Regions from separate parts of the Homo sapiens genome. Here all the other regions are linked to region 1. The links are chromatin contacts, found by Hi-C or POLR2A ChIA-PET in ENCODE. All regions are on one chromosome and are shown on one strand. The core of a region is the stretch at or near the end of the contact, and the rest is flanking DNA. Distances in the headings are between cores, read along the strand shown.

Region 1 (4,583 bases), core at 1,843-4,342:
GTTCAAGCGATTCTCCTGCCTCAGCCTCCGGACTAGCTGGGATTGCAGGCATGCGCAACCATGCCCGGTTAATTTTAGTAGAGATGGGATTTCGCCATGTTGGCCAGGCTGGTCTCGAACTCCTGAACTTAAGTTATCTGCCCGCCTTGGCATCCCCAAGTGCTGGGATTACAGGCGTGAGCCACTGCGCCTGGCCTAGCTAGGGAATTTTAGGCATATTATTTAATCTCTCTGTGCTTCCATTTTCCCCTTTGTAGGATGGGCGTAATAGCTGGGCATGCTCATAGGGTAGAAGTGAGGTTATATGAGTTAGTATGTGTCGCAGTGAGGATTACATAAATTAGTATGTGTCATGGGCTCAGTCAGTATTAGCTAGGAGGCCAGGGATAGGAGAATTGGAGAAAGCAAGGAAACATGCAGAGGTATGGCAGTCTTGGTTTGTGAAAACTGAAATATGAGGTGCATTTGGGTGGAGGGTGGTGGAAAATGGCAATGGGAATGGATAGATCAGAGGAGAGAACTTTAATGCCATTCCAGAGGCTCATGCTTATGCAGCTCTTGGAGAATTTTACGGACAAATTCACATTTGCATTATAGAAAGACAACTATGGAGCAGTGGAGAAGGAGTAGAGGCTGGAAGATTAGGTAAGAAGTTACTGATGAGGAGAGATGATAAAGAATTGGCTGGCCAGGCGCGGTGGCTCACGCCTGTGATCCCAGTACTTTGGGAGACCGAGGTGGGGCAGATCATGAGGTCAGGAGTTCGAGACCAGCCTGACAAACATGGTGAAACCCTGTTTCTATTAAAAATGCAAAAAGTAGCTGGGCATGGTGGCACACATCTGTAATCCCAGCTACTCGGTGGGGGCTGAGACAGGAGAATCGCTTGAACCTGGGAGGCGGAGGTTGCAGTGAGCTGAGATTGCGCCATTGTACTCCAGCCTGGGTGACAGAACTAGACTCCATCTCAAAAACAAACAAAAAAATACAACAACAAAAAGAATTGGCTAAGAAATAGAAGGCAGGGTGCAGATTTAAAAGTCATTTAGGAGGGAAAACTGGTGAGATGCGGAGTAAGGGGATGAGGCAGGAAGAGTGGTGGATGATTCTTAGATTTCTAGTTTGGATGATTTGATAAAAGGCAGGAGGAAAAGTGGGTTTGGGGATAAAGTTTTAGATTTGGTGAGCTTGATGGACCTGTGAAATGACCAGAATGAGTGTTTAGGCCTGTCACTTGGGGACTGGAAGTCAAGATTTGAGATTCCTCTTGATATGGGCAGTAGTTGACGTGGGAATGTGAGTGACAGCGTGACACAGGCTGTATACAGAAGGACGTTCAGGAATGGTCAGGAAAGCCTAAATTGAGTACAGCCAGCAAAGGAGAGTGGTCAGAGTAAAGAGGAGATGCAGGAGAAGGTGGAGTCATGGAAAATGAACAGGAAATTCAAGGAGGAAGTGTCCAAACGCAGGCGAGAGGTCAATTAGAATAACTAAGGCCTGTACCTTGGTAGAGCTTAGGAAAACCCACAAACGATTATTTCAATGGAGTAGAACAGATTGGAGTAAGAGATACAGTGAATCCTCCTCATTAACGCCCTAGGTGTTAATACTTTAGGTCAAAAGCTAGGTGAATTCCTGGAGAACCTCCGTGGATGTAGTCCAGTTTCAGGCTTGCTGCATGAGGCAGATCTGGCTTCTCCTTGCAGGACTATTTACCCAGAGCCCAGCAAGGAGCTTGGCACATTCACATGCATTCTTTAAATATTGGGGGAAAGAATGGATGAACGGTTTGTGGCCGCCAGAAACCTGCCTTGGTACAGCGCTGGGCGCTCCCAGTACATGGCTAGCTCCAGGAAGTTAGGAGGCCTTTGGGAGTTACCAAAGAAGTTCTGTTGTTTTGGTAAGAACAAATTCATTAGTTATAGGGTTGATCTGGTCGTTTAATGCCTGTGCTGGTGATGATGGTGATAACGGGTCTACTCAGGTGGGTCCTGTTCTGAAACGTAGGTAAGCTCTTGGTACAGTTTCAGATGTGACTTTCTGAGTGAGTTTGCTTTCTTAGCTGTTTTATTTCCTTCCTGTGTGAAGGTGTCTTATCTCTCCAACTGGATACTACATTTCTGAAGGGCAAGGACCACTTACTCCACAGGAGTCTTCTGTCCTCCTTGCAGCACGAATTTGTCCACTTGATCCTCAGCTCAGAATCCTAGTGCTCCTCAGCCTCAGTTGATTTAACGCCCAGGGCAGGTCACACCTGGACTGTCCGCCCTGCGTGACTAGACCCTCAGTGAAAAAATGTGTAGTTGCTTCCCGAAACTTATCCTGGGCGGGCCGAACTGAGGGGATACTGAGAGCTAGCAGTAGGCAGGCAACCTGGACTCCCGCAGCCCGGCCTTGGGTCTCAGTGCACCCCACCCCATCTCACTATAGGGTTACCCCAACTGTCTCCCAGTAGACAGGTCTGGGGAGAGCCTGGTCCTCACTAATGGAGTGACAGCCACCGCAGGGGGGGGACTAAGGTCTCCCCTGGGATGCCCACGCGAGGGAACTGATGTAGGTCTGATACTGAGATTGGGGGGAAAAAGAAGAAAACACGGGGCAGGGGGAGGTGTTTCCACTATCTTCTCCCTTTTTTTGATACTGATGGGGAGGGGAGGTCTGGGATGGATGAAGCTCCTCAACCATCCGTTTCAGCCGCCCCCAGCTGCTCAACTTATCCGCCGCCGCTCGTGCCCGCTTCCAGCCTGCGTAGACCCGGCCGTGGTCGTCCGGAAGGAACCGCGTAGGAAACGGAGGTGGGGTGTCCCCCGGCGCCCCCACCAGAGACCGCCCGGCGCGGCAGGAGGATGTCGGCGCGCGGAGGGCTTGCGTCGCCCGCCCCTCCCCCGCCGCGCCCCCCGCCCCCGCCCACTCCCCGGGGGACCCCCGCGCCCGGGGGAAGCCCCGCGCGGGGCGCCCTCCGCCTGCCTCCGTCCCTCCGCCTCCCCGAGGTCCGGGGCTGCCTCCTCGGGCCGCGCCGGGCCGCCCCGCACTGCGCATGAGCGGGAGCCGGGCAAGCCCGTGAGAGGAGCCGCCGCCGCCGCCGCCGTCCATTCGCTGCGGAGCCGGAGGAGGAGGGGAGAGGCCTGGAGGACACCAACATGGTGAGGCACTGCGGCCGCCCGCCCGCCCTGCCGGCTGGGGGCCGGCGCTGCCGCGCACCCCCGCCCCGGCCGCCCTCCGTCCCGCGGCGACCCTGCAGCCCCGAGCCTCGGCCCGCGGCCTCCGTCCCGCTCCCAGGCGGGGGCTCTCCTGCCTGCCTCTCCCTTCCTCCTTCGCCCCTTCCCGCCCGGGCGCAGCCGCTACGCGAGAGCCGAGGAGGCGGAGCGGAGCCGGGCCTAGTCGGGAGCCCCGGGGAGTTTGGGGCGCGGGGAGCGGCCCCGGTGCCCCTTGCCGGGGCCCGGCGCGGGTGGGGGAGGCGTTGGGGCGGGGGGAGGGGAGGGGGCAACGGCCTTGCCCCTGCCCCTCTGCCGGCTCCATTGTGTCTGGTCGGGGACTGGGGTCTGGGGTTCCGGGTGAGTAGCCTCCCCCCGCCCCGAAGCCGGGGCTTCCCTCTCCGCCCGGCCGGGGAGAAGGAAAGACTTTCCCGGCGCGCCTCTCCCTCCTCCGCTCCCGGCTCCAATACCCCGCAAGTCTCCCAGGCAGTTTTGCTTGGGGCGGGGTATCAGCCCTTTTCCTTTCTCCATCACCTCTCGAGGCGTCCCATGCTTTTGGAGAAGGAGAGTTTCCCCGGCCAGTTGGTGGAGGTTATATTTACCTCTCTACTGAAAACATGGGAGACTGCTGAGCTTGGGGGAGGGGGTACGGAAGTGCAACCTGTTCTCATTTCATAAAATTAGGGAACACAGACTAGCGAGCGCCCTTTCGAGCACCTATTTTATTTGCTTGGGGGTGGGAGGAGTAATTGCTTTATTATAGTAGTTAAGGGCCATTTGTGATTTTTTTTAAAACAGTTTGTCAAGTTACTCTCCTTTTTTGTTTGGGGGGGGGAAAAAGTCCTCTCCAGGCTTGCAGACCCTTGTGGTCGAGTTGTTTACTTTGGTAATTAAGTACCTGACTCTGCTGGACGCTCTTCGCGTTTCAGAAGCGCTGTTTGGCATTGTACAGTCTGAGCGTGAGTTGAATTCCGTGCAGGTTACTGTATGAATAGTAAAAATGATATTGTTGTCCTTTGCTCGTGGGGAACATAAAGGCCTCTTTGAGGAGGGTGTGTGTGCGCGCCTGTGTTAAGGGAATGCTCCAGTGTCTTTGTTTTTAGTTGGTCTTATTTTTGCTGAATGACACTTCTAGTCCCATCCTCCAGCTTGGCAGTATTTTGTTGTCATGTATGGATATATGGTTTAGTCTGACACATATTTAACACTTATGTTCTGTGGCAAGTTGTGTAGGAATTTACAGTTTGAATTGGTAAGAAAACTTTAAAGTGCAGGTTAATGTATAGATTAGTATTACAGTGTTCAGAGATCCACCAGGCAGTCTAAACAGTTTCTAGTTTCTTAAGTATTTAGATGGTCATAGACATTACTCCTGAAGTTTCCAGACTC
Region 2 (4,372 bases), core at 371-2,870, 1.2 Mb before region 1:
CAGAAGGTGCTTGCTTCCTAGTGCTAGGTGGGCCAGGGGCTTGGGAGAGAAGCCAGACAGATGAACACTGGGGAGAAGAATGTCTCCTCTTGGCTGTGGGGCCTCAGCTCCAAAGAGCAGTGCAGGCCTCAGGCTAGGGCTGGAGAGGCAGCCTTCAGGCCTGGAGGGGCCTTCCCCACCGCCTCCAGGCCCAGCGCCCAGTTAGTGAGGCGGCAGGCAAGTGTGGGCGCCTCCCCCTCCCCCAGTCTCCTGGGAGTTGGGGGGGTTCGAGGGGGATCAGCCAGGCCCCCCTCTTCCCAGGCCAGCTGCTTCAGAACCTTCCGGCTCCAACATTCCATCCCCTCTTAAAGGGAAAGTGACTGCTTCCAAACTGTGCCTGTCCAGATCTCTGCAGCTGGGTGGAAGGGAAGACCCCACCAGGGAGGGGAAGATAGAGAACACCAAGAAACTCTTCCTGGCTATCCCACCCAGGCCCCAGGCCCTTCCTAACGTCTCTCCACTGGCCACCAACTGGAGGAAAAAAGCCCGAATTGGAGGAAAGATCAGCACCTGGGTCAGTGAGGACTACTCCGCAGGGGTCAGGCTCTCTGTTCCGGTGACAACACCCACAACAGCCCACAAAGGAGAGGGCAGGCAGCTAGATAAACATCAGATCTGCAGACCCCGCTCGCGGCCAGGCGCCCGAGCACCCCCGACACCCCTCCCCCAGCTCAAAGTCCCAGCAGAGCCCTCAGATGCAGCATACTCCAAATATGGCTGGGAGCTGTGCTGCTGAAAAGATGAAGGGGGCGAAGAACGAGGGCCACACGACCCAAGTCTGTGCGGAAAAAGGTGGCTCTGGCTCCTCGGCAGGAGGAGGATGGGGGACTCGGGCTCTGAAACTAGGTGGAGGGGGGGTGTGTCTGTCTCTGTGGGCCACTGGTCTCTGAAGAGGTAAGGGGACCGCACCGGCAGGAACTCTGATTGCTAGTGGGGAATTGGACGTCCCCTTAAACAAGGGAGGCCAACGTCCCCTCTTCAGAGGTAAACGGGAGTTGCTACTGGGGCTGGAACCAAAGGGGCCCAAATGGGCCGAGTCGCCCCTAGAAGTCAGAGCGGGGCTAGGAGCCGGTGTAGCGAGGCAAGTCGAAACGGACCGCGTCATCCCTTAGAAGCCAGAGCGGCCGGGGCTCCCGGAGGCGGGGCGGGGGCCATCCTCACCCGAAATCGTCGTCCATAGACTTGAAGAAGAACTTATAGCTGGGTCGCTGCAAAACGCCCTTAAAGTCCGCCAAGGTGACGCGCTCGGCGGGCAGGGGCAGCTTCACAAGGTACGGCGTCTCCTGCCCATCCAAGTGGTAGATGATCTTGGTCTCGCCCATGGCTCTGGCCTCGGGCCCGGCGGCCCGCGCGCGGCCTGCTCGGGCGGCCGGGCCGAGCCTCCCAGACGGCGGCGGCGCGCGGCGCGGCCCAGCGGCTCAACCCAGCTCGGCGGCTGCTGGCGGCGCCAGCTCCCTTGTTCTCCGGCCGCTACCGGGTCCCAGCGCCGCCCGCCGCCGCCGCGGCCGCCGCTTCCGCTCCCCACTCTCCCGACTGGACTGGCGACCGCGACTCTTCCGGTGGCCGCGGCCCTCCCGGCCCAGGGCTTCGTCCGGGCCCGCTCCCCTCCTCCGGCCCGGCGCGGCCCCGCCCCGGCGCGCCCCGCCCCCGGCCGCCGCGGAGAGGCGCCGGCGTCGCGGCAGATGGCAGGGTTTCCCGCCCACTGGCCGGGCCGCGGCGCTCCGGTCCCGGGTCCCTAGAAACGGAAGGGGAGATTCACCGGGATGGCGGCGTTCCCGGACCCCTGAAGGCCCTGACTCCGGACCCAAGTGGGATCGGCGACTCCTCTGCAGTCCAGGAAGAGTGGAATGCAGGGATTGCTTTGGTCCCCAGAAATGGTCTGGGGAAAGAGGGTGGGTCTGACTCTGGATCCCTGGAGGAGAATGACCTCAACATGGCCCTTCAGTGTTTCTTGAGAAGCACAACTGCTGTCACTGAGTCTACTAAACTGATCTCGAGAGAAGGACAGCATCCAGTTCTGATTCCTCCCTATAACCTTAGCGTCCAGTTGCAAGGTAGTGGTTTAATAAATGGGTTGAATGCGGAATAAGTGGGGCCCGGGCGCGGTGGCTCACGCTTCTAATCCCAGCACTTTGGGAGGCCAAGGCGGGCGGATCGCCCGAGGTCGAGAGTTCAAGACCAGCCTGACCAACATGGAGAAACCCTGTCTCTACTAAAAATACAAAAAAATTAGCCGGGCGTGGTGGCGCATGCATGTAATCTCAGCTACTCGGGAGGCTGAGGCAGAAGAATCGCTTGAACACGGGCGGCGGAGGTTGCGGTGAGCCGAGATCGGTGAGTCGAGATCCTGCCTTTGCACTCCAGCCTGGGCAACAAAAGTGAAACTCCATCCCCCCTCGCCCCCCCCCAAAAAAAAAGATAAGTGGATGCATGCATGCCTAAGACAGTAAGTCTCAAACCAGAACTCCAGAACTAGGTATAGCCGGTTCCTCACAGATCTCCTCACCCCTTAACTTTTAATTCATTTAATAAATACTGAAGGCCTACTGTGTATAAGGCATATCGCATGAGATATAGCGATAGCGAGACAGACAAGGCTGCTCTCAGGACCTTCCCTCAGCTGGAGGGAAGCACATAGGCTTGTAAATACATAACTTCAGAGTGACCACTGCTATGAAGAAGGTAAAACAAAGTGATGGGATAGTGACAGGGGAAGCCAGGCGCAATGGCTCATGCCTGTAATTCCAACATTTTGGGAGGCTGAGGCAGGTGGATCACCTGAGGTTAGGAGTTCGAGACCAGCCTGGCCAAAATGGTGAAACCCCGTCTCTAGTAAAAATACAAAAATTAGCTGGACATGGTGGCGCATGCCTGTAGTCCCAGCTACTCGGGAGGCTGAGGCAGGAGAATCGCTTGAACCCGGGAGGTGGAGCTTGCAGTGAGCCGAGATCCCACCACTGCACTCCAGCCTGGGCGACAGAGCGAGACTCCGCCTCAAACAAAAACAAAAACAAAACAACCAAAACAAAACGAGAAAGAGGTTTCTGATTGGTTAGAGAAAACTTCTTCCAGAAAAAAAGACCTAGAAATAGCAAGGATGAAGTGGCTATGAGAAGATCTGGGGTGACAGCCTTCTAGGCAGAGGGCACAGCCAATATACAGGCTCAAGGCAGGAATAAACATGTTACATTTGAGGAATAAGAAGGCCATCATGACTAAAGGAACAGTCCTAGGTGAGGCTGGAAACATAGACCCGCCAGATTACATAGGGCCTTGGATGCTATGGTCTTAAGTATGGGCTCCTTCTACTCCATTTTATACACTGTTGCCAAATTAACACTAGAATAACAACATCATTCAGATACCTCTTCTACTCAGAAACCTTTCCACATTCCCCAAAGCCCCCAAATATCCCTATTCAAGGCCCCCCATAATCTAACCTCTACCTACTTTTACAGCCTTTTGTCTCATATCCTGGCCAAATTTTTGACTCCAGGAAAATGAACCCACTTGCTAGCCCCTGCACACACCTTATGTATATCGTCACTTCATACCCTTTCCTTCACCTTCTTTACATTTTTTATCAAAGTAATATGTTTGGAAGTCAAATAGTATTTAAACAGCTTTTTTTTTTTTTTTTTTTTTTTTTTTTTGAGATGGAGTCTCACTCTGTCGCCCAGGGTGGAGTGCAGTGGCACAATCTCGGCTCACTGCAAGCTCCGCCTCTTGAGTTCACGCCAGCCTCCCGAGCAGCTGGGACCACAGGCGCCCGCCAAATTTTTTGTGTTTTTTTTAGTAGAGACGGGGTTTCACTGTGTTAAACAGGATGGTCTTGATCTGAACTCGTGATCCACCTGCCTCGGCCTCCCAAAGTGCTGGGACTACAGGCGCAAGCCACCACGCCCGGCTTTTTTTTTTTTTTTTTTTTTTTTTTTTTTTTTTTGAGATGGAGTGTTGCTCTGTCGCCCAGGCTGGAGTGCAGTGGCACGATCTTGGCTCACTGTGAACTCCGCCTCCCGGGTTCATGCCATTCTCCTGCCTCAGCCTCCCGAGTAGCTGGGACTACAGGTGCCTGCCACCACACCTGGCTAATTTTTTACATTTGTAGTAGAGATGGGGTTTCACCGTGTTAGCCAGGATGGTCTCGATCTCCTGATCTCGTGATCTGCCTGCCTCGGCCTCCCAAAGTGCTGGGATTACAGGTGTGAGCCACCGTGCCTGGCCCTTAAAAAGCTTTTTAACAAAACAGCAGTCCTCCTTATTGGTATAGTGGTGAGAAAAACAAAACAAAAAACCCGAGCAATTCTTTGTCCTATTTCCCTACCACTCTTAG
Region 3 (4,585 bases), core at 1,636-4,135, 1.3 Mb before region 1:
GTTTGGCCATTTTCAAACAAAGTTTACAGACCCCTAACCTGGAGTAAGTCTCTTAGTACTTTTGACTTGTCTTCAGGGGTTGTCATAAGGATTAAGTAAGTTAGAAAGGGCCCAGCACATTCTCTGGCTCTTATCAGGCACTCAACTTAAGTCTGTTGAGGTGGAATGTAACGTAGAGTATTTCCCAAGTTGTGGGTCCTGTTCTTACATCTTGGGGATTCTAGAAATTCCCCTTTTGATTTTTAGACTTCTTGCCCCTCCTATCCAGAAAAGGATAGTTCCCAGTTAAGCAGATTTTTTTTAAAGCATCAGTTTGGTGAAAAACCAGTCAAGCAGATTTTAAGGCAGTGTTACTCTGCCAATCACCAGCATAAGAATCTGCTGTGAAGCTTGTTGAACATACAGATTCCTGAGACCCACATTAGACCATCCCTGGAATTAGAATCTCACAGTGCAGTCTAGTTCCCCAGGTAATTTTGATACACACTAAAGCTTGAGAAAACAGATCTAAGGTAAATCTATAAATAAGTGCAATGGTTTAAAATCACAGATTCAAGAAAGTGTTTACTTGTGGGGAGAAGGGGTTTTAGGAGGACCACACAGAGAACCTTGAATATACTTTTCATTTTGCCAGGCATTGTTCTAGGTATCCTTCATGCTCATTTAATCAACTTAAAGCCCAATTAATAAATATGCTTATGTTTTTAAGGTTGAGAAAATGGAAGCACAGAAATTCAAGTATTTTGTCCAGGATTACACAGCCAGTATAAGCCGAGCCAAGATTCCAACATAATTCACTGCCTCTGGAGTCCAAGGTGGTTTTTTGTTTGTTTGTTTTTTGTTTTGCTTTGTTTTGAGACAGGGTCTCATTCTGTCGCCTAGGCTGGAGCCCATTGGAGCCATCACAGCTCACTGCAGCCTGGATCTCCTGGCTCAAACGATCCTCCTGCCTCAGCCTCTTGAGTAACTCGGACTATGGGCACAGGCCACCATGCCCAGCTAAGTTTTAATTTTTTTTTTTTTTGAGACAGGGTCTTACTCTGTCACCCAGGCTGGAGTGGAGTGGTGCAATCTCAGCTCACTGCAACCTCCACCTCCTGGGCTCAAGTGATTCTCCTGCCTCAGCCTCCCAAGTACCTGGGATTACAGGCACGTGCCACCACACCTGGCTGATTTTTGTATTTTTAGTAGAGACGGGGTTTCACCATGTTGGCCAGGCTTGTCTTGAACTCCTGACCTCAAATGATCCACCCGCCTTGGTCTCCCAAAGTGTTGTGATTACAAGCATAAGCCACTGCTCTGGCCTAAATTTTTTGTAGAGATGGGATCTCACTATGTTGCCCAGGCTGGTCTTGAGCTCCTGCGATCAAGTGATCCTTCCACCTTGGCCTCCCAAAGTGCTGGGATTATGAGCATGAATCATGAGGCCAGCCCAGAGTCCAAGTTCTTTTCTTTTTTTTTTTTTTTTTTTGAGACAGAGTTTTGCTCTTCTTGCACAGGCTGGAGTGCAATGGCATGATCTTGGCTCACCACAACCTCCGCCTCCCTGGTTCAAGCGATTTTCCTGCCTCAGCCTCCCAAGTAGTTGGGATTATAGGCATGCGCCACCACACCCGACTAATTTTTTGTATTTTTAGTAGAGATGGGGTTTCTCCATGTTGGTCAGGCTGATCTCGAACTCCCGACCTCAGGTGATCCGCCCGCCTTGGCCTCCCAAAGTGCTGGGATTAATGGCGTGAGCCACCGCGCCCAGCCAAGTTATTAACCACTAAATTATACTTTTTTTTCTATCCCTAGTAATGTTCTATTTCTCAAACTGAGTGGAATAGACACACACATTAGATTTGTTATTTATACCTTACATATATATTACATATACCTTTTTTATTTATTAAAGACTTCACTTAAACATACAAAGGCTTTTACAAAGAGCAAAGTAAAAACGACAATTGGAAGAAAATCTGTTGCTCATTCAAACTTTACTAGCGCCTCCAAGGCTGACACTAGGAGAGAACCTCAAGAGGTCAGCCGAACACCCCAGAGCCCTACCTTTCCTCCAGCACGTCTCCCTTTGGGGAATCGTATCACCCTGGGCGGCAATCTCCCCTCCACCCCTAGAGGGTGCTGTTCTCACTCTCTAAGGCATAGGACCAAGTTTCAGACAGGACTCTCTCTAGGTGACTCTGGCTCCCAGTGCCCAGGGGCAAAAAGAAAAGCGCTGGGCATTATTCTCGAGGTGCCTGCGCGTGCCGCCTCCGATGTGAACTCGCAGTACCATTTCTAGAACTGAATCTAAAGCTCAGAACGGGTTCATGACTTGTCCTAAGTTTTACAAGTCAATTAGCGCTAGGACTTGATCTCGGTCCTCTGAGCAATCCGGTCCCCAAGGCTGCCTGCCTCCCGAGGGTCCGGACAGGGTCTTGGGTACCCCCAACGCTCAAACTCTGAGGGACTGTCTTTCTCCAGAGGGCCCCGGGACCAACAATCTCTTACTCCTGTTAGCCTTGACTAAATACAGCCGGGACTCTGAAGGAGCTGGATCTCGCGTCCCAACGCAGGCGTCCTCCAAGAGGGATAGACAGGCGGGAGGAAAGCGGACCAGGCCAAGCCCATGCGGCGCCGGTCCTGCCAGCTCTACCTGGCGGGGCCGCGCCGGGATTACCCACCTAGCACAAGGATACGGTCCTCGGGCCGCAGCTCCGGCTCTAGGAGGGCACGGAAGGAGGAGAAGTCCCCGAACCAATCGTAGGGGGCAGAATCGGCTGCGCCTTGGTAGCGCTGATCCCAGTACTCGACTTCGCGGTACCCGCAGTTCCGCTCCGGTAACTCCGGAGGCGCCCTACCTGCCCCTGGAGAGGCCATGCTCTCAACCGCCGGGCAGCCAGAGCCGCCGGCCCTTCAGCCAATACGGAAGGCAGGATGCAGAAGGCGGGGCGCTGGTGTCTCCGCCCACCACCTGCAGTTGCTCAACACAAACACGTGGAACTTCCGTCCTTTACTAAGCGCTCTTCGAAGAATCCTCCGGCTGGGAAAACTATCGTCCAGACCCTGAATCCTCCGGCTGTACTGCCAAGTCATTTCCTAGGGCCGCACTCAAGGTGTCAGACTCACGTGGGCTCATCACTGCGTCCTCTCATATTTTCAATATGAATGACTTTTATCAGGAAATCTGAAAATTAGTGAAAGGTTCATTTTTCTCAGCATCCGGAAGGCTCGAAGGGCAGGCAGGAGGGGCGCGAACAGGGGCTTTGCCCTCCTGGAGAGACAGCATGAACACAGATGTTCCCAGCGCAGGCGAAGGAGAATGCTGGCTTCAGCGGTTGTGGGGGAGGTAGGCAGGAATGTTGCTTTTCTGGACATTCGTTCTAAATTAGCGCCTGTGTACCCAGGGCTGGGTATAAACTGAGGAGTAAGACATTGTCCCTGCTCCTATGGAGCGTGGAGTGCATCAGAGGAGACAAATGCAGAAAAATTACATTTTAGTGGAGTAAATGAAGACTGGCTACTCGGATCGGCGCTTAGCCTGGTGGGACGCCAGGCACGGGAAGCGGAACCTAAGTGTCGAAGGTTCGGGTTTCCGGGGGTGGTGGGCCCACACAAGCGGCGCACCGTTAAGATGGCGGCTGGGCTGCGGAAACGCGGCCGGTCCGGTTCCGCGGCCCAGGCAGAGGGACTCTGCAAGCAATGGCTGCAGCGCGCCTGGCAAGAGCGGCGCCTGCTGCTGCGGGAGCCGCGCTACACGCTGCTGGTGGCCGCCTGCCTCTGCCTGGCGGAGGTGGGCATCACCTTCTGGGTCATTCACAGGGTGGCATGTGAGTGCGCCGAGGGGGAGGGGAGGGGAGGGAGGGAGACCTGAACCCGCGACCCAAACTGGATCTCAGACCTGGAACTCCAAACCAGACTCTGTATCCACTCACTCGTCAATTGCGAACCCATCCATATCCCTTACCTGAGCGCCAAGCCTGCTCTACAGAAAACCGGATCTTAATCTGCCCGCATGGCAGAGGTGGATACCCTAGAGATTGGCCTTCTGCACTGAACTTACAGCCTGCAAACCAGCTTAGAAGTCAGATTTGAGCCAAAATTGTTGTACTGCTGCTGCTGCTGCTTTTCTCTGTGGCTTTGGACACCTCAGGTCTCCTCCTGGATCTCAGCTTTTTCCATGTGTTCAGTTCTGTGATCTTTGAACGTCCCTTCTCAATGATGGCATCTTGTGACCACTTGAGTCCATTAGGCATTATTGGCTACTCCTTTCCAGGCTGAAACTATACTCTAGGCTTAAGGCACTTGGCTTTCTTGCTAAAGACTCTTAATTCAACAAATATTTATTTAGTGCTTATTATATGCCTAGCATTATGCTGGTTACCAGAGAGAGGTACAGTGGTGAATAAGAGATGCATTTCTGCCGGGCGCGGTGGCTCACGCCTGTAATCCCAGCACTTTGGGAGGCCGAGGCGGGCGGATCACGAGGTCAGGAGATCGAGGCCATCCTGGCTAACACGGTGAAACCCCGTCTCTACTGAAAAAAAAAAAAAAAAAAGAATTTAGCCGGGCATGGTGGCGGGCGCCTGTAGTCCCAGCTACT

The links. A loop is a pair of places that touch in the nucleus more often than their neighbours do. ChIA-PET counts read pairs that join two places held with the same protein, here RNA polymerase II (POLR2A). Pooled maps may share reads with other maps.
Region 2: a loop to region 1 is called in a pooled map, with 3 times the contacts of the local background. The contact joins the promoter of DVL3 here to the promoter of DCUN1D1 in region 1. A Hi-C loop is called at or near these places in 1 of 50 pooled maps. POLR2A ChIA-PET finds 5 or more read pairs at or near these places in 2 of 52 experiments (GM10248 and HEK293).
Region 3: a loop to region 1 is called in a pooled map, with 4 times the contacts of the local background. The contact joins the promoter of EEF1AKMT4 here to the promoter of DCUN1D1 in region 1. A Hi-C loop is called at or near these places in 2 of 50 pooled maps. POLR2A ChIA-PET finds 5 or more read pairs at or near these places in 2 of 52 experiments (GM10248 and endothelial cell of umbilical vein).

The regions. Positions count from the first base shown.
Region 1 is chr3:182,979,047-182,983,629 of GRCh38, reverse strand. DCUN1D1 (defective in cullin neddylation 1 domain containing 1) reads left to right here and starts at 3,092. Exons shown (of 7, transcript NM_020640.4): 1 at 3,092-3,143. The coding sequence starts at 3,141. It overlaps LOC105374246 (a long non-coding RNA gene), which reads right to left and starts at 2,823. Exons shown (of 2, transcript XR_924771.2): 1 at 2,143-2,823. RefSeq lists silencers at 2,804-3,243, 3,304-3,423.
Region 2 is chr3:184,152,625-184,156,996 of GRCh38, reverse strand. It overlaps DVL3 (dishevelled segment polarity protein 3), which reads right to left and starts at 1,620. Exons shown (of 15, transcript NM_004423.4): 1 at 1,201-1,620. The coding sequence starts at 1,361. RefSeq lists enhancers at 1-158, 159-1,036 and a silencer at 1,374-1,723.
Region 3 is chr3:184,247,972-184,252,556 of GRCh38, reverse strand. EEF1AKMT4 (EEF1A lysine methyltransferase 4) reads right to left here and starts at 2,885. Exons shown (of 3, transcript NM_032331.4): 1 at 2,667-2,885. The coding sequence starts at 2,862. It overlaps ALG3 (ALG3 alpha-1,3- mannosyltransferase), which reads left to right and starts at 3,595. Exons shown (of 9, transcript NM_005787.6): 1 at 3,595-3,812. The coding sequence starts at 3,617. EEF1AKMT4-ECE2 (EEF1AKMT4-ECE2 readthrough) reads right to left here and starts at 2,885. Exons shown (of 19, transcript NM_014693.4): 1 at 2,667-2,885. The coding sequence starts at 2,862. RefSeq lists enhancers at 2,999-3,108, 3,139-3,198, 3,279-3,328, 3,527-4,270, 4,271-4,585.